Regions from separate parts of the Mus musculus genome. Here regions 1, 2, 3 and 5 are each linked to region 4. Evidence: chromatin loops called from intact Hi-C (ENCODE). Cell type or tissue: left cerebral cortex. All regions are shown on one strand.

What was found. A loop is a pair of places that touch in the nucleus more often than their neighbours do. Peaks named below come from ENCODE experiments on the same cell type or tissue, not always from the same donor. Only the 100,000 strongest peaks of a DNase experiment are listed, where the experiment ranks them.
Region 1: it touches region 4 in a loop (2.7-fold over the local background); 4 of 42 quality-filtered maps call a loop at or near these places.
Region 2: it touches region 4 in a loop (2.6-fold over the local background); 4 of 42 quality-filtered maps call a loop at or near these places.
Region 3: a loop joins it to region 4, with 3 times the contacts of the local background. A loop is called at or near these places in 13 of 42 quality-filtered maps.
Region 5: a loop joins it to region 4, with 3 times the contacts of the local background. A loop is called at or near these places in 10 of 42 quality-filtered maps.

Annotation. Positions count from the first base shown.
Region 1 is chr9:70,788,829-70,793,828 of GRCm38, forward strand. No RefSeq gene overlaps it. Among named protein-coding and RNA genes, the nearest start is that of Adam10, 110 kb to the left of the region's middle. In left cerebral cortex, no CTCF peak of the experiment used is centred here; DNase peaks (open chromatin) are centred at 65 and 1,910.
Region 2 is chr9:71,013,235-71,018,234 of GRCm38, forward strand. It overlaps Gm46119 (a long non-coding RNA gene), which reads right to left. Exons shown (of 4, transcript XR_001779225.1): 4 at 2,683-5,000. Among named protein-coding and RNA genes, the nearest start is that of Gm46119, 13 kb to the right of the region's middle. In left cerebral cortex, no CTCF peak of the experiment used is centred here; a DNase peak (open chromatin) is centred at 2,908; H3K27ac peaks cover 2,494 bases.
Region 3 is chr9:70,655,170-70,660,169 of GRCm38, forward strand. It overlaps Mindy2 (MINDY lysine 48 deubiquitinase 2), which reads right to left and starts at 2,005. Exons shown (of 9, transcript NM_172772.2): 1 at 1,104-2,005. The coding sequence starts at 1,877. Gm31872 (a long non-coding RNA gene) reads left to right here and starts at 2,502. Exons shown (of 3, transcript XR_379591.4): 1 at 2,502-3,043. In left cerebral cortex, a CTCF peak has its summit at 2,272; DNase peaks (open chromatin) are centred at 1,144, 2,105 and 2,582; H3K4me3 peaks cover 2,799 bases; H3K27ac peaks cover 1,430 bases.
Region 4 is chr9:71,071,121-71,076,120 of GRCm38, forward strand. All of the region lies in intron 1 of Gm46120 (predicted gene, 46120), which reads left to right. Among named protein-coding and RNA genes, the nearest start is that of Gm46120, 4.5 kb to the left of the region's middle. In left cerebral cortex, a CTCF peak has its summit at 2,944; DNase peaks (open chromatin) are centred at 2,939 and 4,490; H3K27ac peaks cover 747 bases.
Region 5 is chr9:70,964,071-70,969,070 of GRCm38, forward strand. Gm32074 (a long non-coding RNA gene) reads right to left here. Exons shown (of 3, transcript XR_379595.1): 3 at 2,868-3,286. Among named protein-coding and RNA genes, the nearest start is that of Gm46118, 8.2 kb to the left of the region's middle. In left cerebral cortex, a CTCF peak has its summit at 2,134 (motif pointing right); DNase peaks (open chromatin) are centred at 1,521, 2,093, 2,725 and 3,081; H3K27ac peaks cover 3,128 bases.

The sequences.
Region 1 (5,000 bases), 280 kb before region 4:
TCACATCGCCATCTGCCTCGACAACGCTTCTATAGTCTGCTACTAAAAATAGTAAGCGAATCTCAGCAGATCTGGGCATGGGAGTGGGCGGGAAGAAAAGAGACATTCCAGTGCTCTCCCATGGAGAGAGGCTATACTTCTGGAGGCGAAATGAAAGCAGTCTTGAGGTCTGGTGTGAGGAATGAAGCAGGGGAGGAACAGAATATTTTGGTGGGAAGAAATATGTGTCTAGTTTTCATAACTTGGTAAAAAATATTTGGTTGTGAGCAACAGAAAGGGGAAAGTACCCAAAACTCTACAAAAGAAACCAAATGAAGGAGATGGAAAGGGAAATTTGATCTATGTATAACAATAAAGATAAATGAAAAGAATAAACAATTAGTAAAGGAAGCCAGTAAGATCCTGAGGTCTCATTATTACACTAAGTATAAGTGGGCCAGATTTCCCCATTAAAGTTAGAGACTTTATGTTGAGTAAAAATTTTAAATTACTTATCTATAATGTATCTAGAAAAATATTTTAAAGGTTTAACATTTTTAAATTTATTTGAGTAGGGTGCATGTGTGTGTGTGTGTGTGTGTGTGTGTGTGTGTGTGTGTGTGTGTGTGTGAGTGAGTGAAAAGTGAGGTCAGAGGGCAAATTGCTGAAGTTATTCTTCTCCTTCCATTATGTGAATCCCAGGGATAAAACTCAGAGTAGCAGCTTAGCAGCAAGTACCCTCACCTACTGAGCCATCTTGCTCACTCCAAAATAAAGTTGTAACTTTTAAAAAAATGTTGACAGTGAAGAGATAAAGATAGTAAGGCATAATGAAAGTGGGGATAGTGCAGTGGTAGAGTATTTGCCTACCTAGTGTGAGGGCCCTAGGAGTTTGGGCTTAAAACCACTATAAAATGCATTATAAAGAACATTTTATGAATCAGAACCACATTAATAAGCTTATGATAATCAATGGAACTGCAAATACAGTTTAATAAAAATGGAGATTTTAAAACTTTCAGGGTTGGTTCTGATTTATAACCAACAAACTATATTTATTTATTTATTTATTTATTTATTTATTTATTTATTTACTTACTAAAAAGTCAGGCTTGGACATCATGACCCTTTTGCCTCAGCTTCCAAGTGCTAGAATTATAAATGTACACCACTATAATCCAGCTAGCAAACGCAGTTTATTTCATATATATATATATATATATATATATATATATATATATATATCTACATATATATATGTAGATAGATATATATATGTAGATAGATAGATAGATAGTTGTAAAGTAAAAAACAGAATTTTTTTCATATACCCAATAAAACATTGTAAGGACTTACAATCTACTTGATTACAAAGAAAGTCTTGAGAAATTTAGAAATTGTTTGTCTTTATAGCAACATTCAATAAAATTGGAAATTATTTAAAAATAACCAAAATAGCTTAATTGTTGAAGAATTAAGCTTAATTAATTGAGCTTAATTAATTGAGAAATTCATCCTTGATAACCTTTAGTATAAAGAAGAAAATAAAGCAAGCCCTTTAGATTGTCTAGAAAACAGTGAAAAGAAAACCATTTTTATATAAATCCATGCAGAAGAATATGGACAGGCTTAGAAACCACTGTCATCCAGGAAGAAAGACTAGGGGCTGGGGAGATGGCTCCATAGGAGCACTTGCTTACCACTATAAAGACCTGAGTTCAAATCCCCAACACCCATGTAAAAATCCTTGTGTACCTGTAACCCCAGCATTATGGAATAGACAGAGGTGGATCCCAGAATCTCACTGGTAAGCCAGCCTAACAGAAGAGAAGAATTTTAGGTTCAACAGCAGACCTCATCTCAAGGCAATAAGGCAAGGAGCAATGGAGAAAGATGTCAGCCATTTTGCTCTGGGTTCCTCGTGAGCACACAAGGGTACACACACTCGTGTTCTGTCACCATATGCCAACACACACCACCTCACATTCACTGTGCTGGAGTTGAGCCAGCCTTTGCTTATGCTAGGCAAGTGCTTTGAGCCGCTCCAGTCTATATTTGCATATATTTTAAAGAGTAACTTTAGGAATGCAGAGGAATGCCACCATTCTCCTTAGTTTTCTTCCTGATCACAGACTGAGTTATTGAACTTTAAATCCGACAGAGTTTACAGACTGACCCTAAATTTAATATTGAACAAAGCACTGTGTCTGCTGTCCATGGTCAGTGGCTTATGGCCATTCCAAGTACCTCAGAATTGTTCTAACCGGAGAGTTCTTGCTTTCTGCTTTTATGGTAGCCTTTATTTTATTCATTATTATGGTCGTATGTCTCTCTGAATCTTTCTTGCCTGAAGGTGCTTCACAACTCTTTAAAAATGAATGTGATGTGTAATATAAAAGCTGAGGTTCTAAGAATGTTACAAGCAAAAGCACAAAATATATGGTTTTACAGCTATAACCTTTTCTTTAATTAGCAAGGATTAAGGGCCAGCAAGATTGCATAATGGGGTAGAGACGCTGCCAAGCCTGATATCCTGAGTGTGACCCACAGAACCCACTTGGTGGAGGAGAGGACCACTTCTCAAAGTCCTCTGACTTCTACATATGTCTCTGCCCACTCTGCCACAAGTAAATGAACATAATTTCTAAAATTGTTGGGTGTGGTGACTTATGACTGAAATCCCACCATTCAAGGGGTTGAGCCAGGACAGTTATCTTGAATTCAGTGCTAGCTGGGACTACACAGTGAGATGCTGTATCAGAAAAGCAAAAACTCATTATAAAAGAAGGGCATGAAACTAAAGAGGAACTAATAGAGCTGGAGAATGAGGAAGGGGAGGAAGAGGAAGAAGAGAATGGGAGAAAGGGATGAGAATATAGCATATGCAAATGTGAACACGTCATAGTGAAAGCCTTTGGTGCAATTAATATGTGCTATCAAAGATTTACCTTCCAGCATACTATCAAGACTAAAACCTCAGTTCATGGCTGTAGAATCAATATGCAAAAAAAGTCACCTCCCTTAAAGATATTGGCTGATATCATGAAAATAAGAGGGTTGGCAAGATGGCTTACTTGCCACCAAGCCTCATAATCTGAGTCCTATCCCTGGAGGCCATATAGGGGAGAAGAAAAGCCATTCCTGGAAGGTGTCCTCTGACCTGACACATGAGCTGTTGGCATGATGCGAACATCTATGCACACAATATAAATAATTCATAAAAAGGCAATTAGTACAAAAGTTGAACTATGATCTTAGTAAGTGATACCCAGTAATGGAATAAGCAATGCACTGCGGCTATGGGAGTCTCTATTCTAGGAATGCAGTATGGGCCAGCATTAGGAAATACATGAATGTAATTTATATTACCTTTTAAAATATTCATTTTTAGTATTAATTGTATGGGTGTTTTGCTTGGATATATATTTTTGTACCTGTACCAGGACAGGATGCATGCTCTGTGCCCACACTGACCAGAGGAAGGCATCATATTCTCCAGGACTGGAGTTACAGATAATTGTGAAACACCATGTGGGTACTGGGAAGTGAACCAGGGTCCTCTGGAAGAGCAGCTAGTGCTCTTAACCACTGGGCTATCTCTCCCCAGACCTATTTTTTAAAAATCATTTTAAAATATGTGTGTGTGTGTGTGTGTGTGTGTGTGTGTGTGTGTGTGTGTGTGTGTGTACATGCATGTGTGCAAAGTGAGTGCAGGTGCCCATGAAGTCCAAAAGAGGGTGCACTGCCTTCTGAAGCTGCAGTTAACAGGTGGCCCTGAGCCATGTGACATGGGTGTTGGGAACTGAGCACAGATTCTCTGCAGAAGCAGTGTGTACTCTTAACTCAGTTATATATAATTATATAACCCTTTCTAAACCTTATATAATTAACAAAGGAGGAAAACATACTATATGGGCAGTTCCTAAATTTTAGCAGCAGCAACGAATAAAAAATAGAAAAATCCTTAAATACAATAAGGCTTATTTGCCAAATCCCCCAACAAAGCTCTAAATGCAAAGTCTACTATGAGGCATATTCAGATTGTAGTGAATCAAGTAGTGCCCACCATGGGTGTTAATGTCATCTGGAAGGTTCTGAAAAACCCTGGAGTGTGAGGATGTGGAATCAGCAGAATACGTGGTGTTAGTAAGGAGATGGTTATTCACCATGAGATCCTAATTAAAAGAAAAAAGCAACTAGAATTGGCATGTGTCACATGATTTGATAAGATGAACAGATACAGAATAAATAAACTCAAAAGACATTCCATGTATGAACAATATGTCCCATGAAGTAGAACTGTAGTGGTTTCACTCACAACAGCAACCAAGTACTTTTTTAAAACGAAAGTTTTAGAAAAGAATATGTAATATCTTGTTGAACATGAAGCAATGTCTGAACAGATGCTAAACATATAGTGTTCCTGAGCAAGTACTCATAGAAGAAAAGGTTAGTTCTATATTTATCTCTATACTTATCTGATGCCCAGTTAGAAAATTAACAGGGACTACAGATAAATTTGATAGTTACCCAATATTCCATGTGAAAGTCTGTGAACATACCACAGTGTCTATATGCTAGTAAGGGTTTTGAATCCACCCGGGCATGGCAGCTCGTGCCTGCAATCCCAGCACAGGGGGTGGGGGGTGGGGTGGGGATGGGGTGGGGGCGGGGGCTGAAGTCAAGAGGATTGCCATGAGTTTGAGGCCTACCTGAGCCACACAGTATGCTCCTGATCAGCCTGGCTTACAGTGTAAGGCTCTGCTAACCAAAACAAAAAGATTCAGAAATCATTTGCGTGGGTCTAGAACAGGAACATGGATGCTAAAAGATAAATATACTTTTGGTTTATGATAAATGTAAGATTGTAGCTCTGCATTGAAAAGCAAATTCACTTCAACACATGTTGGCTTCGTTTTTATCCAGATAGAAGAAAATAAAGTTTGGCACTCTATCCTTGTACCAAATACAAAAGTACATTTCAGATGGATTAATGCCTATAGGGGATTAAAAAAAAAAAA
Region 2 (5,000 bases), 58 kb before region 4:
GGAAGCCACACACATCCAGAGAAAAGCACAGCAATTAATGTGCACACTAAACACATATTGAGATGACCTAGTTTGGCTATTGAATTGACTTAAATAAATTACTAAAACGTTTTATTTTAGTATTTTACCCATCCTTTGAAAATTTCATAATGTGTACAACATATTTTGATCTTGTCCACCCCGAGACCCTCTAACTAACCTCCTTCCCTAATTTTCCTTTTAAAACTATTATTATTAATAACCTCCTGAGTCAAGCCAGTGCTAACTATATGCACATAGGTTTTGAGTCAACCAACTGGACACCAGCAACCATATCCCCCAAGAAAAGTACTTCTCTCAGCATCAGCTGTCAAAAGCTCTGGATCTGCTAAGGGTGGGGATCCAGGAGCTCTGACCCCCAAAATTAAAATCTTTAAGGTGTTTACTTAAAATCGTGAACTTTCATAGTGGCTTCCATTCAGTTCTTGTTGAGAAGCTCAGACACAAGCCAACAGTGGGTTGTCTACACTGTGGTAAATGCTGGCATAGCTACCTCGATCTCTGTTAGCTTACATCCACATGAAAACTCCAGTGAGTCAGAATATGTAATCCCCACTGTGGAACTGAGGCAGAGACCTTCATGTGAGCAATACCATGCCACTAATAGCACAGTAAGACTGTGGTCTTACCCTCCTGTTGTTTCTAGCCCGAAACAGGGGAGTTATTTAATATCTCTGAACATTGGCTTGCATGTGGGTTCTTTAGGAATCTGACTCTGAGATGGAGGTTAGAATACAATAATCATTTTAGGCTACTGAACTTCTCGGATCAACACTGGTAAGGGAAAGAGGGAGCAAGGCTAGGTAGAGGAAGAAGAAACTGGGCTTCACCAAGAGCTCTGGAGCTAGGATGGCCCTTGCACACTAGCTCTATTTAGACTGAGAATGCCACAGATCCACATCCACATCCATCCATGTCACTGGGAGTATATTCCCTGGAGATGGGTGTGACCCAGAATGAGGTGTCTCATTTCACCTAAGAAAGGGCAGAACCACTTTGAATGCTGTCTGTGGGCAACCTTTCCAGCAGCTGGGGAGACCCATCAGTTCTGAAGAAGGGTCTATGCTATGGGACACAGCTTCCATGATGATGGAAGATGACAACAGCGATTAGCCACTGAAGGATCAAATGAAGACAGATAAAAGAGAATATACAATATATAAGCCCCATTTTATATATATGAGCACATATGTGTTCTTACTATGAGGATAAAACGAAGATACAAAGTGAGGAAATGAATTACCAAAGCGATGTGCTGTGGATGGCGCTCAGTGGGTAGAATGCCTGGGATGGATGGGTTGATTGATCTTCAACATTATATAGACCCATCGTGGAGGTAGAATCCCAGCACCTGAAGGGTGGAGGCAGGAGGATCAGAAGCTCAGCTCATCCTCCACTACACAGTGAGTTCAAGAGACGCTGTCTTAACAGTAAAGTTACTGTGTTATGTGAACTGTTATATCCACCATGTGGAGAGTGAGGTGCCATTGTTCCAAATCAATATAATTTATGGAAAGAGTGAAACTGAAAGTAAGAAAAGCTGACATTGGGTCATGACCTAGTTTTATTTTTGAGTCTGTGAGAAAAAGATACCCTGGCAAAAACCAACCTGAGGGGAGGAAGGGTTTATTTTAGCTTACATTCCAGATACAGTCCTTGGCAGAAGGGGAGTCAAGGCAGGAAGTGCAACAGCTAGTCCCATCACACCACAGTCAAGAGCAGACAAGAATGAGTGCACTGCCCGCTCACGAGGCTGCTCACCCATGTTTGATCTCCCCACTCTAAGAGTATTCAGGACTCTTACATAGGAAATGGTGTCACCCACACTGGACTGGCTCTTCCCACATCAATTAAGACAACCCCCCACAGACATGTTCAGAGGCCAATCCAATGTAGACATTGGTGCTTTCCTTCCAGGTGATTCTACCATTGGCATTTCGGCCTTTTTCCTCATTATAGCTCCTATTAGTCCTTTTCTTTAAAAATGTTCCTGTATTAATTGTTTTAAGAAGCAACTACATTGAGAACTTGCTAAGTTCTCTAGATGCGGAACAAGACAGCAGAAAGAGTCCAGGTTTGGGGAAGGGCTTGTTTGTACTTTTGTGCAGTTCTGCTCTCTGGCCGTGTGCTGTTGGAGGGGTTACCTCACCTCTCTGAGTGTCTGTGTCTCCATCTGTGGAAATGTAATGGTTCTGGGGACTGTAGGAAAGTGGTACAGAGGGCACATGTAAAATTCTGCACATGGCATTCAGAAGAGCTGTCCCTGCCAGGTGCTCTAGAGGTGGCAAGCTCTTGCCAGACACAGGTAACTGTAAGCTTTTTAGCTACTTTGATGTGGAGCCAGGTCCCCTCCACCCTCCCACCTCTTCTCCCACAGTCCCCAGGGGCCTTTCTCAAGCACATCTGGGAATCTCCTTGCTTAAAAGCCACTGTTGTGAGGAAAACAATATAAAAAATATCTCATTCCTCATTAAAAACCTATCATGTTGGGCTGGAGAGATGTCTCAGAGGTTAAGAGCACTGACTGCCCTTCTGAAGGTTCTGAGTTCAAATACCAGCAACCACATGGTGGCTCACAAACATCTGTAATGAGATCTGACTCCATCTTCTGGAGTGTCTGAAGACAGCTACAATGTACTCACATATAATAAATAAATAAATCTTTTGTTTTTTAAAGAACCTATGATGTCTCCTGTTAGCTATGGAAGCTCAGAGACGTGGGAGCTGGAGCTGGGCTGGAACCTTGGTGTGTGAGGGGGAAGTTGCCTCTCAGGGGTTTCCAGCAAGGATGAGTCTTATCTATGAGTCAGAGTTTGTGATTGGTCAAAAGTCCTTAGGAACAGTGTATGCTTCTGGCACCTTCCGAATGGCATATGGGCTCACTTCTGCCCCAGACTCCCACCCCCGGAGGCTGGAAGTTACTATGTATAGACAGAGAAGACTCATGGAGCCCTGCAAAGCCTACAGATCTATTGGCTGGGGCCTATGGGAGGGATTTGCTTTTTACATCTCAGAAGGGATCCAGTGTGGTGCAGGACTCAGACCAGAGGCACTAAATGGAAGGACTGAGCTGATGGTTCTTGCTGGGAGCTAGGGCCAGCTCGTGAGAGAGAGTTGCTGCTGTAGAGGCCCAGAGTAGTTAGGTGCTCTGCTGTCCAGGAACATTTCTGGTGGAACTTTTCAGCCAGACCCAACAAAGCCAGATTCCTAAATCAAGCTTGTTCAATCCAGATGGCTTCCTTAGCCTTGACAGAAGGGCTTGGGAGTGTGTGTGTGTGTGTGTGTGTGTGTGTGTGTGTGTGTGTGTGTGTGTAGGAAGGTGGCGTTTTTTAATCTAGGCTTCTTTTTGTTTGTTTATTTATTTACTCACTTTTAGGTCTTTAATAGTCCCTTTGTGGCCTTTCTTGGTTCAAACATACTTTTTACCTTTCTTAAGCTTTAATCTAGGAAAGAAAAAGCATCAAAGGTCTCCTGTGTTGGAGAGCAGTTGGAATCTCTTTGCTGACAAGATCTTGTGGTGGCACTTGCTTCCAAACTTGAATATGGACAGATATGTCTGTAAGCCAGGGAGAACCCTATGACAGGCAGGGGAGATGGTTTAGGGATAAAATACCCTCAGAACAAACATTAAGACCTGAATTCAGATCCCTAGTACTTAAAGCAAAACCAGACACAGAATGCACGACCCCATAGTCCCTGTGCTGGGCAGACAGACACAGGGAGATCCCTGGGGGGGGTCACTAGCCAGTCAATCTAGCCAATCAGTGAGCTCCAGGTCTAGTGGAAACATCCAACACCAGCCTCTGGCTTTGACAGACAGACAGACAGACAGACAGACAGACACACACACACACACACACACACACACACACACACACACACACACACACACAGAGAGAGAGAGAGAGAGAGAGAGAGAGAGAGAGAGAGAGGATTCCTCTTGCCCACTTTAAGAGAGCTCTATGCTCTGCCGATATAGAGCTCTGACACAAAATAAGCTGGCTTTGTTCAACAATCACCTAGAAATATGATCGTCTTAAATGCCCACTCTAACACAGATGGCCATTTTGCATAGGAAGGACCAAGGCTTAGTTTTAGGAACTCTCCTGGGGACACTCAGATGTGACTATTGATGTGGCAACTCTCTTTCTTGCCTGGTGCAGATTTTTCTGAGAAGCTGAAACTCAATGAAGTGTTCCAAAAGAAATGAAGTGGAGAAAGCAAGTGGCGGGGAGAGGTGCCCTGGTTCACCTAGGAGGCTGGTGCATTAGAACCTCTCTGCTAGCTGCACAGCTCTCGCCAAGTAAAGATGTGGGACCCTACTCCAGGCTAAACAGCTTAGACTCTCCACACATGAAAGGTGTCAGGTGGTGTGTGTGTGCGTGTGTGCTTCATATATACCCATAGGTCAGAAGACAATGTGTGGGAGTCTGTTCTCTCTCTCTCTCTACCATGTAGGTCTGAGGGGTCGAACTCAGCTTCTCAGGTTTGGGAACAAGTGCCTTTACTCTCGGAGCCAACCTCACCAACCCTTGTGGAACGTTTTGAATAGACTCCCTGGATGCTTCTAACAGGCTTGCTCAGGTTCAGAACCACAAAGGATGCTTCTGGACATGCCACAAGAACTAACTTCTTCAGGAAGGCGAATTACCACTGGCTGCTTTTCTTCCAACAGTAACTGCATAATAACAGGGCTTTGGGCGTGTGCTCAGGGGCCCAAAGGCCTCCTGCTTCTTCCTCTTTCTTTGGGCAAGCCTCTTACCATTTTTCTCTTTAGTTTTCTCTTCTGTAAAATGAAAGCTAGTAACACCTCCCTAAGGGAGTAGTTGTGAAAATTGAGGAGACATATATAATATAGTTAGTGTTTGCCTCATAGCTCATAAGAAGCTTCGTTCTCTCGAAATAAGTTGTTATCTGTACATTTACATAATAATAGCTCTAAAGTAGGCTGAAATCGTCAT
Region 3 (5,000 bases), 420 kb before region 4:
GAATCTCTCCCTCACTATCCATCATAGTTCTTCATAACTGGTTAGCATAATTCAAACTATTCTTCTTCTAGGGAGCATTTTAACTATAAGTGGAATCATCAATTTGAAAACAGGTGCTGAGATGCATCCTCTCAAAACCCAGATACTGCAAGCTTAAATATGACACTATATTCTGAGGCCTCAATACACTTGCCCTTCCCTTCCTGTTCTCCAAGACCTTAGATTTATCATTCCTTATTTTAGTTGTTAATAGTTTTAGCTTCCTTAACAAACATTCTAATGTACAGTTACTAGTAAAAATGCCAAACCTTTGAAGTAGAGTCAAAGAAACAAGGAAAGTAAAAACAAAAACAAAAAATCATACACAAGATGAAAATACTGTCTTTGGAAACAAGTAATTTATGGTAAGTAGGCTCAGACCAATGCTTTTCCTTAAATGGAATTTGTCTAAAAAGTTGTATCTTTCCCATCACTGTTCTTTCATGCATCCACACCACAGTGGGACAAACAGCCTTTTCCAGAAAACACGCAGATAAAATCATTAAAACTTACTCCATAATATAAGATTGATAGTAACTGAAGATCAATCACTGTTTCCAATTTTCACTGTTTTGCATATGTAATAATGTCAGTAAGGAATAATATAGGCAAATATAGCTAAAAATACTCAGAAGATGTAAGTGCAGGGTGCTCTGGATTCTGCTTGTTTATAGGTAAACCATCAGTTACAACCTTTAACCGAATGTTGAATTTTTAATACAAAAAAGACCTTAAGTTGGGGGCAATTCTTCCTGACATGTTGCCACATGAATAATCTTTCAATAAAGAAATCCTGGAATTAATTTCATGTAATAAGAGACTGTTAGATATAGGGGTGCATGTCTGTAAACCTAGCACTCTAGAGGCTGTAGCATTAAGATCTTAAACTGTTCGAGGACAGTTTAAGCTACACAGACAAACCTTGTCTCAAAAAAAAAAAAAAAAAAAAAGGAGGAGTCTGATGAATGGAAGGAAGCCATCAGCTGACAAACAGCAGTTTCCTCACCCCATTTTGCCCCTCCCCACCCCACAAGCTGTAGGAAGTAGAAAGCTGCAGAGTGTACCTTCCAGGCGAGAAGCAAAACATTGAGGATGGCCAGCAAAGGGCAGGGTCCATTCTCATTCTGGGTGATGATGGGCGTGTTCTCCTCTTTCCACTGGATCCATTTGATGTGATACACCGACTGTCCGGGAAAGCGTTCTTTGGAGGCCGCTAGCACCTGAGCCGGGTCCTCCTCCTCCTCTTTGCATAGAGGTGCAGCCCTGGGCGGCCCCGCCGCGCCCTCCTCCACGTCCTCGGGGACCCTGGTCTCTGCTCCCTCCTCACTATTGAACTCAGAGCTACTGGGGAAAGAATGCAGGTTGGAGAAAGACTCCAGGGAGTCCAAGCTGGGCGAGTCCCCAGGGGGGCTCGGCTCGCTGCAGCTGCTGCTCGGGGCGCCGGTGCTGCTGGGCTCTTCCGCCGCCTGCTCCACCCTGCAGGTGCCCGTGTCGCCCACTGGCCCCGACCCTCGGCCCGCCGCGGCCTCGGCCAGCTCCGGGGAGGCGGTCACCTTGTGCTGCCCTCTTGAAGGCACCTCCGAGGCGGCAGGGCTCGACGACGCGCCGTCCTTCAAGTCCGAGCCCGCGCCGCATCCGAGCTGCGAGGGGGACGTCGGGTCCCCGAGGCTGCTCCGCGCTGCCGCCGCCGCCGCCCCCTGCCCGCCGCTGTCCACCGCGCGTCCAGCGGGACCATCCTCAGCCTCGCGCCCGCCGCGCCGTCGCCCTTCCGGCGGCGACACTCGCCCGGCCGCCACCCCTAGTTCCAGAGGCTGTGGGCTGTCAGGGCTGTTCTCCATCCCCGGCCGCCCGCCCCTGGTCCTATAGACACCGCGGCCGGCTCTCCTCAGCAAGCGCCTCCGACGCCATGACAGCCGCTCTGTAGCAGCTCCAGCGCCCTAGCGCGGCCTCGGCCAGGCACGTCACCGTAGAGGGCGGCGGGAGCGCGCGCGCGTGCCCCCGCCCGCCCGCTCGGAGCGTGCCTCCGCGTGACTGCGCTCGTTGAAGCGCCCGGACCCACTCGGGGAGCGCTTCTCCCCCGAGGCCACGCCCCTCCCGCGCGTTCAGGCTAGGGAAGGCAGAGCGAGGCCAGGGGCGTGGCTGAGGGCGTGGTCAGGGGCGCGGCTCGGAGAGCCGCAGCGCCACTAGGAAAATAATCTTGTGTGTGCTGCCGGAAGTTGAACTCCGGGGCATCCCCGCTGCGCGCGGTTACTTTAAAGGCAGTGGCTGAGGCTTGTAGGGAGTGTGGTCTACTTTGGGCTTGAGCCTGGTGGACCCCGAAAGTGGTAGTAGCATTGGAAGACAGCCATTCCCTGAAGGCCTCGGGAGAGCTGGCTTTTTCTTTTCTTTTTTTTTTTTTTTAGCTTTTAATGTTGAGAATTGGAAGCATTTCTTAGGAAATGCAAATTTGAAAGGCGAGTTCTGTTGGAGGCTTTTGGAAGACTGCGCAGTACAGGGACAACTCTCCCTGGGTTTTGGCTGAGAATCGCTGCGCTCCCAACCAGCTACTGGTTTGCCTTGCCGGAGGTTCAATGAGGTTGTGGATATTGGCCTACGCCCCAGGCGAGAGGGTAAATTTGGTCCAATAATAATAAATCAGTTTGCGTTTGAAGCAAGCCAAGTCTTTGCGGTTCTGTTCACTTGGCTTCTCTTTGCACAGAGTGGGAAGCTTCTGCTTCCCGAAAAAATGACTTTTAAAATTAGAATTGACTTCTCATCAGGGCTTGACATCTGCATAGAGGATGGACAGAGTTGCCTGCAACTTTTTTTTTCTATTTATTTACTTACTTATTTATTGGCAAGAGTGGATATAGATCATCTAACCTGCTCTGGAAAAGTGGGGTGTTTTTTTTTTTTTTTTTTTGGTTTTTTTGTTTTTTGGTTTTTTGTTTTTTTTGTTTTTTTTTTTTTTCCTGGACCCTTCCCTCTTCAAAGTTGTCTGAGAATATAAAAATGAACAAGACAGGTGGGTCTTCCTTTAGTATCAGGTATACAAATATATGGTGCATCATGGATTGTTACACTTCTGTCCTGCTACTGGTTAGAAAAGTAGACAAATTAATGCATTATTTTGCTCATTCATGTGTTAGCACCAAGCATGTTACTGAATACTGTGTTTCACACTAAAAATATCACTATTATCTTCTCAGAAATGATGATCTCTTTCTCGGCACTCTCTTCGACTTCTCCCTCTTTCTTCCCACCTCCAACTCTCTCCTCCCTTCCTTTCTTTTCTTCCCCCCCCTTTCCTTTTTTTTTTTTTTTTTTTTTTTTTTTTTTTTTTTTTAGGGCTGGGGCTCAATTCATGTATGACAAACACTCTACAGAGCCCTCTACTACTTTGCTTATCTTATTTCACTTTTGTTTTTTGAGACAGAGTCTCAATTTGTAGCCCTGGCTGGCTCTGCCTCTCTTCCAATTTGAGAGTCTCACCCTGTGTCTTAGACTAACTGACCTGGAATTCACAGCAATCCTCTTGTACTTTTTCTCCCACTCCAATTTTGAGATTATAGATGTGAACGCTGTGTTTTTAAGACTGGAAGTTATCTTCCTTTCTTTCTTTCTTTCTTTCTTTCTTTCTTTCTTTCTTTCTTTCTTCCTTCCTTCCTTCCTTCCTTCCTTCCTTCCTTTCTTTCTTTCTTTCTTTCTTTCTTTCTTTCTTTCTTCCTCCCTTTCTTTCTCTCTCTCTCTCTCTCTCTCTCTCTCTCTCTCTCTCTTTCTTTCTTTCTTTCTTTCTTTCTTTCTTTCTTTCTTTCTTTCTTTCAATTGAGGTTGGGTCTCACTATGTAGTGTAGCTAGCCTGAAAGTTGTTATGTAGGCCAGGCTGGACTCAAACTTTCAGAAAATTGCTTGCCTCTGCTTCCCAAGTGCTAGAATTAAGGGCATGTGCCACCATGCCAAGCAAGATCGGCAATTCCTGAAAACTGGAAAAGTTAGAAAAGATAATGGAAAGTTTTTTCTGAGTGTTGAATTTTGGAGTTCATGTTGATCCATAAGCAATAATTCCTGCCATCACCATTGAGATTTTTCTTTTTCTTTTTTTATTAGATATTTTATTTATTTCCATTTCAAATGTTATCTCCTTTCCTGGTTTCCCCTCCGAAAACCCCATATCCCCTCTCTCCTCCCCTTGCTCACCAACCCACCCACTCCTGCTTCCTGGCCCTGGCATTCCCCTATACTGGGGCATAGAACCTTCACAGGACCAAGGGCCTCTCCTCCCATTGATGACTGACTAGGCCATCCTCTGATACATATGCAGCTGGAGCCATGAGTCCCACCATGTGTTTTCTTTGGTTGGTGGTTTAGTCCCAGGGAGCTCTGGGGGTACTGGTTAGTTCATATTATCGTTCCTCCTATGGGTCTACAAACCCCTTCAGCTCCTTGGGTCCTTTCTCTAGCTCCTTCATTGGGGATCCTGTGAGCATCCACTTCTGTATTTGTCAGTCACTGGCAGAGCCTCTCAGGAGACAGCTCCTGTCAGCAAGCACTTGTTGGCATCCACAATAGTGTTTGGATTTGGTGGTTGTATATGGGAAGGATCCCCAGATGGGGCAGTCTCTGGATGGTCATTCTTTCAGTCTCTTCTCCAGACTTTGTCTCTGTAACTCCTTCCATGGGTATTTTGTTCCCCCTTCTAAGAAGGAATGAAGTATCCAACTTTGGTCTTCCTTCTTGAGTTTCATGTGTTTTGCAAACTGTATCTTGGGTATTCCAAGCTTTTGGGCTAAATCCACTTATCAGTGAGTGACCATCATGTGTGTTCTTTTGTGATTAGGTTACCTCACTCAGGATGATATCCTCCAGATCCATCCATTTGCCTAAGAATTTCATAAATTCATTGCTTTTAATAGCTGTGTAGTACTCCATTGTGTAAATGTACCACATTTTCTGTGTCCATTCCTCTGTTGAGGGACATCTGG
Region 4 (5,000 bases):
CTTGACCTCAGGCACCTGTGCATCACCTGCAGGGATTCCCAGTTCCTACAGAGACATGAGACTGGGTGGAGCCATAACCCACACATGACTGCTGACTCCTGGGCCAGAGACACCATGGGTATAGAGGTGTCCATTTGTACTTGCTTGAACACTGTTGTGAGGAGATCTAGTTTCCTATGAGCCGGATGGAACAGCCAAGAAGCACAAGGGATAGTGGAGAGTATAATCCCACAGCATTACCTGGACAAATGGAAACAAAGGGTCAGGAGCTAAAGGCTTTCATTCCCTCCCACAATTGCTCTCCATAGATCCATGACCACTCCATGAGCATGCTCACCTGTCTCTCCCCTCCTTCTCTGCCCTTCTCTCCCCTTGTTCCTATTTACAGAGATTACATTCTTCAGGTAAGGGTTGGCCAGTAAGTGTTTGCCTTTGAGCCCACCGGCTCACTTCTGTGCTCTCCTGGGCCTGAGGACAAAACCTCACTTCTCTTTCTCCACAGAGAACCACTCTGGTCTCCAGCTAGGCGCTGAAGCATCAAGGCTGTAGATTTTTACTCCTATACAGAGTTATGGCCAAATTTTCCTGTGCTCAGAAGGCCTGGCCTTTGAGCCATTCTATCCAGGTGGCCTTTTGCTTTATTGCCTGCCAACTGAGGAAGGTCTGAGCCACAGAGAGTCTGTCAGTAGCACAAAATTGCCTTGACTTCCTAAGACTCCTATTCTTAAAGAGACTTACAAGCCAGTCATGTAACATATATCTCCTCACACTGTACAATTAATTGTACATCAGAACCTGATCATTCTGTGTCACCAGTAAGTCCCAGCTGTCCTGAGTCCCTGCCTCCACTGCTGTGAACACAGTCATTGTTCTAGCCCAGGCTACTCTGCCACCTTCGCTTACTGTCTGTTCCCTCTCCTGGTTTCCGTGCTGCCCTTCCTCCTGCTCCAGTCTCCTAGAGGCACACAAGATAGCTCGGCCAGCCAGGTGTCTCACGTCACCATGGCCAGCATCTGCTGTACTCCTGGAGGGTTTGGAGGTGGCTCAAAACTGATCTTGGCTTTTGAGGACACCACACATCCTCCTGTTCTCTCCATCATAAGCAGGTGGCAGGTGTGCACTGCAGGATATGTGAGTAGCGTCACGCCTGACAACAGGGACTGGAGAAAGAATACTTGTGCTGAAGAAAAGCTTAATTATGACTGAGCCCGACTACATGAGAGAATACAGGAAATGGATATAATATATAATGAATGTAGCCTGCTCGGGAAAGCAATTCCAAAAATTATGTTAACATTCTCATCTTCCCCCAGGGGCTGCCCCTTTTCAAGTTATCTTATTTCCCTCTCTCTGAATTATGAGCCTGGATGGTTACTCTGCTTCTGATTCAAAGTCACAAACTATCTGTGCCTTCCTGCAGAGATGTGAGAGGTGAGCTACTTCTTCAGCTGGGCTGATAGATCCTTCCAGAAGCTTCAGCTGCTGCCCTTGCTCACAGGTCCGACCTCTTGTCACCTGGGTGAGGCTGACTCTTTCTAGTCTCCTTGTCACTGGGAAGCCTCACGTGGGGTGGAGGGGGCCCAGAGGTCAGTTTCAGCCTCTCAAGGTGTTGACGGGGTGAACCAGAGACTTCTCGGTGGTCCTGTCTGCTTGCTGGTGCGATGAGCCACGTGGTCCTCATTGCCTCTGTACCAGCCCATGCTTATGTCACCACTGTGTTCCCTGCGGCTTGCTAAGCAGCAAGGACACACACTGGGGGGGGGGGGGGGGGCTGGGAGTGCTTCAGTATGCAGAGTTTGTGAGGCTCGCCCAGATGGAGTGGCCCTTGCATTTCTTCTGCTAATGGAAAAGAAATGAAGGTCTTGAAGAAAGGGTTTGAAATAGTCATTTTTTAAAATTTTCTCTGCACAGGTGTGAAACAGGGTTGGGCATCCTGGGATAGATGGCTGCCTCCCAAAGCCTTCTTACCACCATCCTTCAAATTCTTTTCATTGCTCTTTATATTATATCATATTACATGTATTTTTTATTTTTTATTTTTATTTATTTTTTGCTTCAAGACAGGGTATCCTGCAGCCCCAGCTGACCTCAAACTGTACGCTACCAGAGATGACCTTGGTTTTCTGATCTTTATTCAGATGGACCACAGAGCTCTGTGCCGTGAGGCTAGCACTCTACCGACAGGAACACACCCTTAACCCTCACCACAGGAAGTGGATATAATGAATACAGACTTCTCGGGGAAGCAATTCAGAAAATTATGTTAACATTCTCATCTTCCCCCAGGGGCTGCCCTTTTAAAAGCTTTGCTGGTAGAGAAAATTATCTGGACAGGGGCCTAGCTTGAAACTGGGCTTTGGAACTTTTTTGTCCAACATAATTGAGAGATTTTTGAGGGTTTCACCCTTAAGCAGCCTACGGATTGAGTGATTTATTTATATATTTTTGCCAAAGATATTTGTGCTAAAAAGAAGCACTGAGAGACCAAAAGGGAAAGATTCTCCCATGCTCTAATGTGTAAAACCCGTGCAAAAACCTTTAAAATTGTTGTGCCTTAAGCTTGCTTGCATCATACTATTCCAGCAAATGCTCTAGCAAGGCAAGGAGCAAGAATCTATGATTACAAATTGTCCCAACAACTGGAGTGGGGGCTCACTCAGTTGCCTGCCTGTGGCTTCTGCTTCCCTACCTGGGCTGCTCTGTCTAGCCTCAGTAGGAAAGGATGCGCCTAGTCTTGCGACTAATCACTTGAGGTGCCAGGGTGTGTTGGTCCCCTGGGAGGGACCTCCCCCTTCTCAGAGGTGAAGGGGGTTTGGGGAAAGATCTGGGGGGAGGGAAACTGAAAGGAGATGTGGGGTTGCAACTGGGATGTAAAGTGAATAAATCAATTAATTAATGGGGGGAAAGCCCACAAATTTGGGTTCCCCACTGTTTGAAGCCATATCTGTCACAGACCACAGCACTCTGTCACCACCTGGTGGTAGCATAGGCTCCTTCCACCGAGTGTGCCCTGTGTGTGTGTGTGTGTGTGTGTGTGTGTGTGTGTGTGTGTGTGTGTGTGTGTACAGGTAGAGTTTGTGACTTTGAATCAGGAGCAGAACGACCATATGGATTCATATCATAACACACATGTTCATGAAGAGAAACTGAATCTTAGAAAACAAATTGTAAATATATAAATTTGTCTCATATGATACTATTGCCCTTACTTAGAATATATGATCCGTCTGGGGCAAAACTATTTTATATAATATTACATCCCATCTCATGGAAAGCTTCAAACTTACAAAGTGAGTCTCAAAAGTAATTGAATATCTTAAAAAGATATGAATGTTATAAGCAGACGTTATAAAGAACATGATTTGTAAAAATATCAATGTATAGAATGTATTATAATAATAATCAAGTAGAACATGTAGGAGATGTTTTAATCAGATGTGACCCATTATGCCCATTATAATGTTGAGTTCCAGTTAGTAGGCATAATGTTTAGTTACCTTGTGGGCTATTTTTGGAAGATTTATTTTTATTTATGTGTATTATATGTGCTTATATGTTTACATGTATACATTCTTGCAGCTGCACAAGGAGCCCAGAGGCAGGCATCAGCTGTCCTGGATCTGGAGTTATAGGTGGTTGTAAACCACCTGATGTAGGTGCTGGGAATTGAACTCAGGTCTTTTTCGAGAGCAGCAAGTGCTCTCAACCACTGAGCCAAAGGTCCAACTCCTCCCATGTTTTTGAGGCACAGATTCCCTATGTAGCCTAGCCTGGTCTCAAACTTACAATGATCTTCCTGTCTCTGCCTCCTGAGTACTGGGGATTCCATGCATGCATCACCAAGCTCTGCTTTCTCACATGTATTTTTTTCCTCATTATTTTCTTATTTCTTATGTATATGAAGCAATTGACAGTCCCAGAGTTGTTTTGAATGTCAGCATGTGTGGCATGTGTAGAAGACTCCAGTCTATTTGAGCAGTTTGATATCTTCCCAACCTACTTCTGGTGTGTGTGTGTGTGTGTGTGTAATTTTACTTTTCCAAGTCTTAACTTCCTGGGTTGGGTCTGTAAAAATCATTGATTCTATGTCACTGGGTTGGGGTGAACATCAGATAAGATACTAAGTATTCATGTGAATACGCTGTGCATCTAAGGCATCACTGATGCCTGGCAAACAGAGTCTGGATTCCAAAGCTGCCCTTTTGGCCTCAGCGACTCAGTGCCCTCCTTTCATAAGGAACCCAAGTCAAAAATCTCTGGGACATTCTCCTCCTCAATACTTTAATTCTCTTTTAATCCTCTGGTTCTTAACTTTTCCAGCATGTCTCTCAAGCCCCTCCCCCATTTCCCACATCCCAGCCTTAAAGGATATTGGAGGAATGGGAGGGTTCAGGAGGGACAAGCAGGGTTGGAAGCTCACATGGTTATTGGGGGAGGGTGGGAGAGGCAGAGCTGAGCAAGAAGAGTATTCCAGAAGCTGAGTCATCCCAGATAAGTTCCAGGAAGATAGAGTTAGGTAAGCAGAAGAGGGAGTCTGAGAAGATGTGGTCCTGTCCAAGATGGGTGAAAACTGAAATGACATCCCAGGGACATGTTCATCCCTTTGCCTGCACTGGGCCAGGCCTCTCTGCATGGAGGATAACAACTGGGATTGTACATTTTGAACAGAACAGAGCACATATATTTCTGGAATTTACACAGAGAGAGAGAGAGAGAGAGAGAGAGAGAGAGAGAGAGAGAGAGAGAGAGACAGACAGACACACAGACAGACACACAGACAGACAGACACACTTTGAAATCTTCTAGAAGGAAGTTGAGGGCCTTCAGATTCAATGCTCCAGATTACTTCTGTTGACTTCCTTCTGTATAAGAAGCGTAGAATCACCACTTCCTTTGCTCCTGCTGTGTTGTTTCCCCACCCCCTCCTCAGGGAAGTTGCTCTTCAAGAGGCCCTATGTTGCTGGACGCCTCCATCACTGTGCTGGAATTGGACTGGCTTT
Region 5 (5,000 bases), 110 kb before region 4:
GTCTGATCTTCACAGCCCATATTTTAAAAAAAATTGGGTGTGATGGCATGTGCTTCTGTGCTATCTCTCAGGGAGGGGATATGTGGGGCTCACTGACCAGCCTGACTAGCCTCCTCAGCAAGTTCCAGGCTAAGGGGAGAGCCTGTCTCAATAAAACCAAAGAGGGCAGCATCTGAGGAATGACTGTGGAGGTTGGCCTCTGGTCTTCCCCACAACACACACACACACACACACACACACACACACACACACACACACATCCCTGTTCCATCATGGTGGAGATGCAGTTGAGGGAAGAGCACTTATCAGAAAGGATGCTTTTGATTGAACAAAGAAGTCAATATGCTTTAGTTTGAGTTGAAGTATTTAAGCTATGTCACAGGACCCAAGATCAGGAGCCAGCAGTCCTGTAGGCAGAGGCGACTCAGGGAGCAGGCTGGCATCAAGACTCACTCTATTCTTCCTGACTCCCCATTTGAGCTTTCTTTGTTTTAATGGTCCACGTGGATAAAGAAAATAAAGTCTTTATTCTGTAGCACATGCCCAGCATGTTTGGGATTTTGACACCTGGAGAGTAATTACCTTAGTCTTAAAGTTCTGGGGGAAGAGACTTGGATCAGCCCCTGCAGGTCATGCTCCAATCAAATCTTGCCATGTTGGGAGGCTGTTCAACCTGGCTTTGGGTAACGGGGATGCCAGATGTAGATTAGAGAGGGAGGTGAAGAGGTTTCATTCTGAAACAGATACTTCAAGTCTACAAGCAGGGAGGGATGGGGCAAACTCTCCTGAAGGGTTTTTTCCTTTTGTGTATAACTCCTGTGTGGGTTTTTGTTTGTTTGCTTTGTTTTTGAGACGGGGTTTCTCTGTGTAGCCCTGGACGTCCTGGAACTCACTCTGTAGGACAGGCTGGTCTTGAACTCAGAGATCCACCTGCCTCTGCCTCCCAAGTATGGGATTAAAGGTGTGTATCACCACAGCCGCTACACCTATTTGTTCTCAGCCAACAATGGAGCCCAGACCAAACCTGAAGTCTGTGTGAAGTCTGTGGCGGTGGTTGTAGGGTTTGACTCCTGGAACAAACAAGCTTGTGACAATTTTGGAAACAATATTGAGTTCTGGGAGATGACACTATCTATAAATAACAATGATATCAACTTGGCTAACAGCCCTGGGAAAGCTGAGAAAAGAGATGGCAGGTTAGCAAACAGCTCTCTCATAGGCTTCGAAGAAATGGCTCCCTAAACTCGCAGTTTAAAAACATCAGACAGATAGCTAATTAGTGGAAATCTAAACACATGTCAACCCCACCCATCCATGATGTAACTGCTTTCTTCTCTTTTTTTCTTCTAGCTTTGCCCAGCTCTTACACAGCTTCTGAGAATAAACAACATTTTGTGTTTCATATTATATAATGCGTAACTTTTCTTTATCTTAAACATCTTTATCAGCACTCTGTGCCTTGGATTAAATTTGCTGTACTCTCCTTAGCACAGACTTAAGATCTGATTTTAAATTTGAGACTATGGTGTGAGTCATAGAAAATGCGTGAGACCAAGCAAAATTAGCTCCAAGCTTTGTTTCTTTCTGCTTATGAGTGTACATGCATGTGAGTGTACTGTTGAGGCCACTATGAAAGTAGTTTGGGGGGTGGGGACTTCTCTATTGCCCCCTTTACCTCTCAAATAAACAATACAGAGATCTTGTTTTTGTTAGCAAGCTTTAAGCACTATAGCTAAGCAGTTACTCATCTATTCTAACCCGCCATGACTGCCTATGTCCAAGTCACATGACCCATTACTTGTCACCTTAGTCTTGTCCTGGCTGCTCCTGCTCAATTGGTGTCCTCATGGTGACTCTGCTGGTGACCTGCTCATGGTGAATGCACATGATGAGTATCCTACTCCCACTCCCCTGCCCCACACACAGAAGTCCCGCCTTATCCTCTCCTGCCCCACTATGGGCTGGTCATCTCTTTATTGACCAATCAGAGGTGATGGAAAACGATTTTTTTACTCAAGATTGAGACAGGAGATGCTTGACAATGCCAGCATCCTGACTGCAACCAGATCTCCAGGCACAGTAAGCAGGATCTGAATACACAGAGCCCAAACCATTTCCCAACAGGCCAGAAGATGGCATTGGACTCTAAAGCTGCAGTTATACTTGTTTACAGTTGTGAGTTTTGCTCCATGTGGGTGGTGAGAAGTGAATTTGGGGTCCTCTGGAAGAGGAGGAAGGACTCTAAACCACCGAGTCATCTCTCTATCCCCTCAGAGGAACTTAGAATAGAAAATGTCACCTCCAAGTCACAAAGTTAGACATCTAAGATGCAAAGCTACCTACCGTTGGTTTCGTTTGTTCAGACAGGTTAGTAATTACCCGCCTGTTGTCAGATAGTGATCGAGTTTCACGGAACATAACTCTCAGATGCATCACAAGACTGCACGAACGTTTGTTTGTCACGTTTGTTTGTCAGATAGGACCCTTTTTTTTTTTTTTTTGTTAACAGAGGGATTTTTTTTCCCCTTTCGGCTCACTGTCATGAAAATAAAGGTAGTAAAGCTGAAATGAATTATGGCGATTTTAAATCTGACCGATTTCGTGATTGGTAGGCAAGCCAGCATGGAGGCATTTACATTTCCTGGGCTTGGCTGGCTCTCTCGGTGCCCTTTGCGAGCTGCACAGAGATCTGAGCTGTAAGTCTGGTTATAAGCTTATGCAAGCCCTTAGTCACCCTCTGGATGAGAAGCAACCCAGGCTCAAGGCTGTACATTCTATGCTCCACTGTGGATTTCTCTGGAGTAATTCAGCTAGCCTATGATTTTTTTTTTTTTGAGGGAGAAGTGATTGAGCAGATTTATTTCAAAGCACATTTACATTTGAAAACAGGGGTTGATCAGCTAAAAAGAGCTATTCTTGAAAGGCGCACACGCAGAGCAAATTTAGAACAAGCAGACTATTTAGACATGATAGCCATGAATGGCCTGGACCTTAATGCACTGGGGGTATATCACACGGGTACAGATTGACTCTTGACCATGTGGCATTTCAGCCTGGAAAGCATGAAAGGAGTTCTGTCGTTCCCGTGTCTCCTCCACAGAGCACTCTGAAGCACTCCAGGCTGGCATCCACAGGATTTTAAATATACTTGACCTGAAGCAAACCCATGGAGAAGCCTGAACTTTCAGTGTGGTAGGAGGATGGGATCTGGATTCAGGTTGTGGGCTGGTCTCCTGCTTCTACCAGTTGCCGATACTTGAACTTGGTTGGGTTTCATCTTCCTTGTCTGGAAAACAATAGGAAGTTATTGTTATTATTCTTGAACTGAGTTGTCAGGTGCATTGGTCATATTCAGTTATGTAATGTGGTAACTCTCAGACTTCAGCCTCCATGCAGGTCACCTGGGATTAAGTTCCCATACAGCCTCTAACGTAATAGGTTTAGGTGTTGTCTTATGTTGTGTATTCATGTGTGTGTGTGTGTGTGTGTGTGTGTGTGTGTGTGTGTGTGTGTGCGTGCTCACGTGTGTACTTGCCTTGTGTCTGTCAAGCTAGCTGGCCCTCAAGCTTTTGGAGCATCTTTTAGCTCTGACTTCCACCTCACCACTGGGATTCTATACATCAGCTATTGAGCCCAGTTTTGTGTGGGTTGGGAGTCTAAGTTCTTCATGCTTTCCCAATCAGCTCTTTATTCACTGGGTTGATGAAAACCATGAGAGCCCCCTTTTCTTCTCTGGCTTCAATCTGCCCAGTCCTTTTGAGTAAAAGCCCTTGCCCACTGATGAGACAAGGAAATAACTTTGGTGGATTCTCTGGTTTGGATAAGTGTTCCCCGCAAAGGGCCATGTATGGAAGCTCATGGCAGGATTTGGAGGGAATATTTGGTTTGGCTCTTGACTACAGAGATTAAGGTCCATGGTCAACTAAATCTGTAGTTTCTGGATTTGTGATAAAGCAGAACATCATTATAGATATAGTAGTGATGGAGAGACAGGCAGATAGACAGACAGAGCAAGTGACAGAAAGATAAAGAGAGAGACAGAGAGATACAAAGAGAGAGACAGAGATAAAGAGAGAGACAGAGAGATACAGACAGACAGAGAGAAACAGAGAAAGAATATTCAGGATACTCCAGTGATCCATTTCCTCCAAGCAGACCCTCCCCTGTGAAGTTTTCATTGATTCTCAATAATGTCACAAATGTACAATCCTGTTATTGGATTAACCCATTGATCAGAGCAGAGCCATCACGGTCCAGTTGTGTCTCAATGATCCACTCCACCAGCTTAGAACTAAGCCTTCCATTCATGGCCCTTTTGGAGGTGCCTTTCACATCCAAACTGCACCCATCATTCCACGCAGTGGGGATGCTCTGGGTATTGATCAGAATCTTGGCTTCCGTCCACTTTATGCCTCCCAGTACCCACCACAGAACAGTTGTGACAATCTGACCACTCCAGGTGCTGTCAATGTCATCTGGGGGACAAAGTTGTCCTGGTGGAGATACCCTGCTCTAGGTATGTGGAAGGTTCCAGCTTCTTAGGCATGGCTGCTCCCAGGGATCACTTTCTAGTTGGGAGTCACGACCCAGTTGTAAACAATTTGATTCTAAACTGGGAGGCATACATGTTCAGCAGTCTAATTTTTCTGTTTCATTTTGCTTTTTGTTTGGCTGGGAATTGAGCCATAGAGAAATTGATGCCAACTTTATTAGAAAAAGAGGTAGATCTCCCATTGGACGAGGTATATGATAGGGAAGAGAATGTACAGACTCTCTGTCCTTTGTCCCAGATAAGTGCAATTCATGAGAAATTATTCCTTTTCAAGTATGAAAAAGTTCACTAAGGGAGGAAAATCAGCCATGTGTCTCAGCTCTCTCTATAGACTCACTCTGGCTAGCAACAAATCTTCTGTCCAATTCCACTTCCAAATCTCACTTGAGTCCTGAGAGTGTTGGCGAATTAAATGGTTCTCCAAACAAATTCATAATCTGTTGTTGCC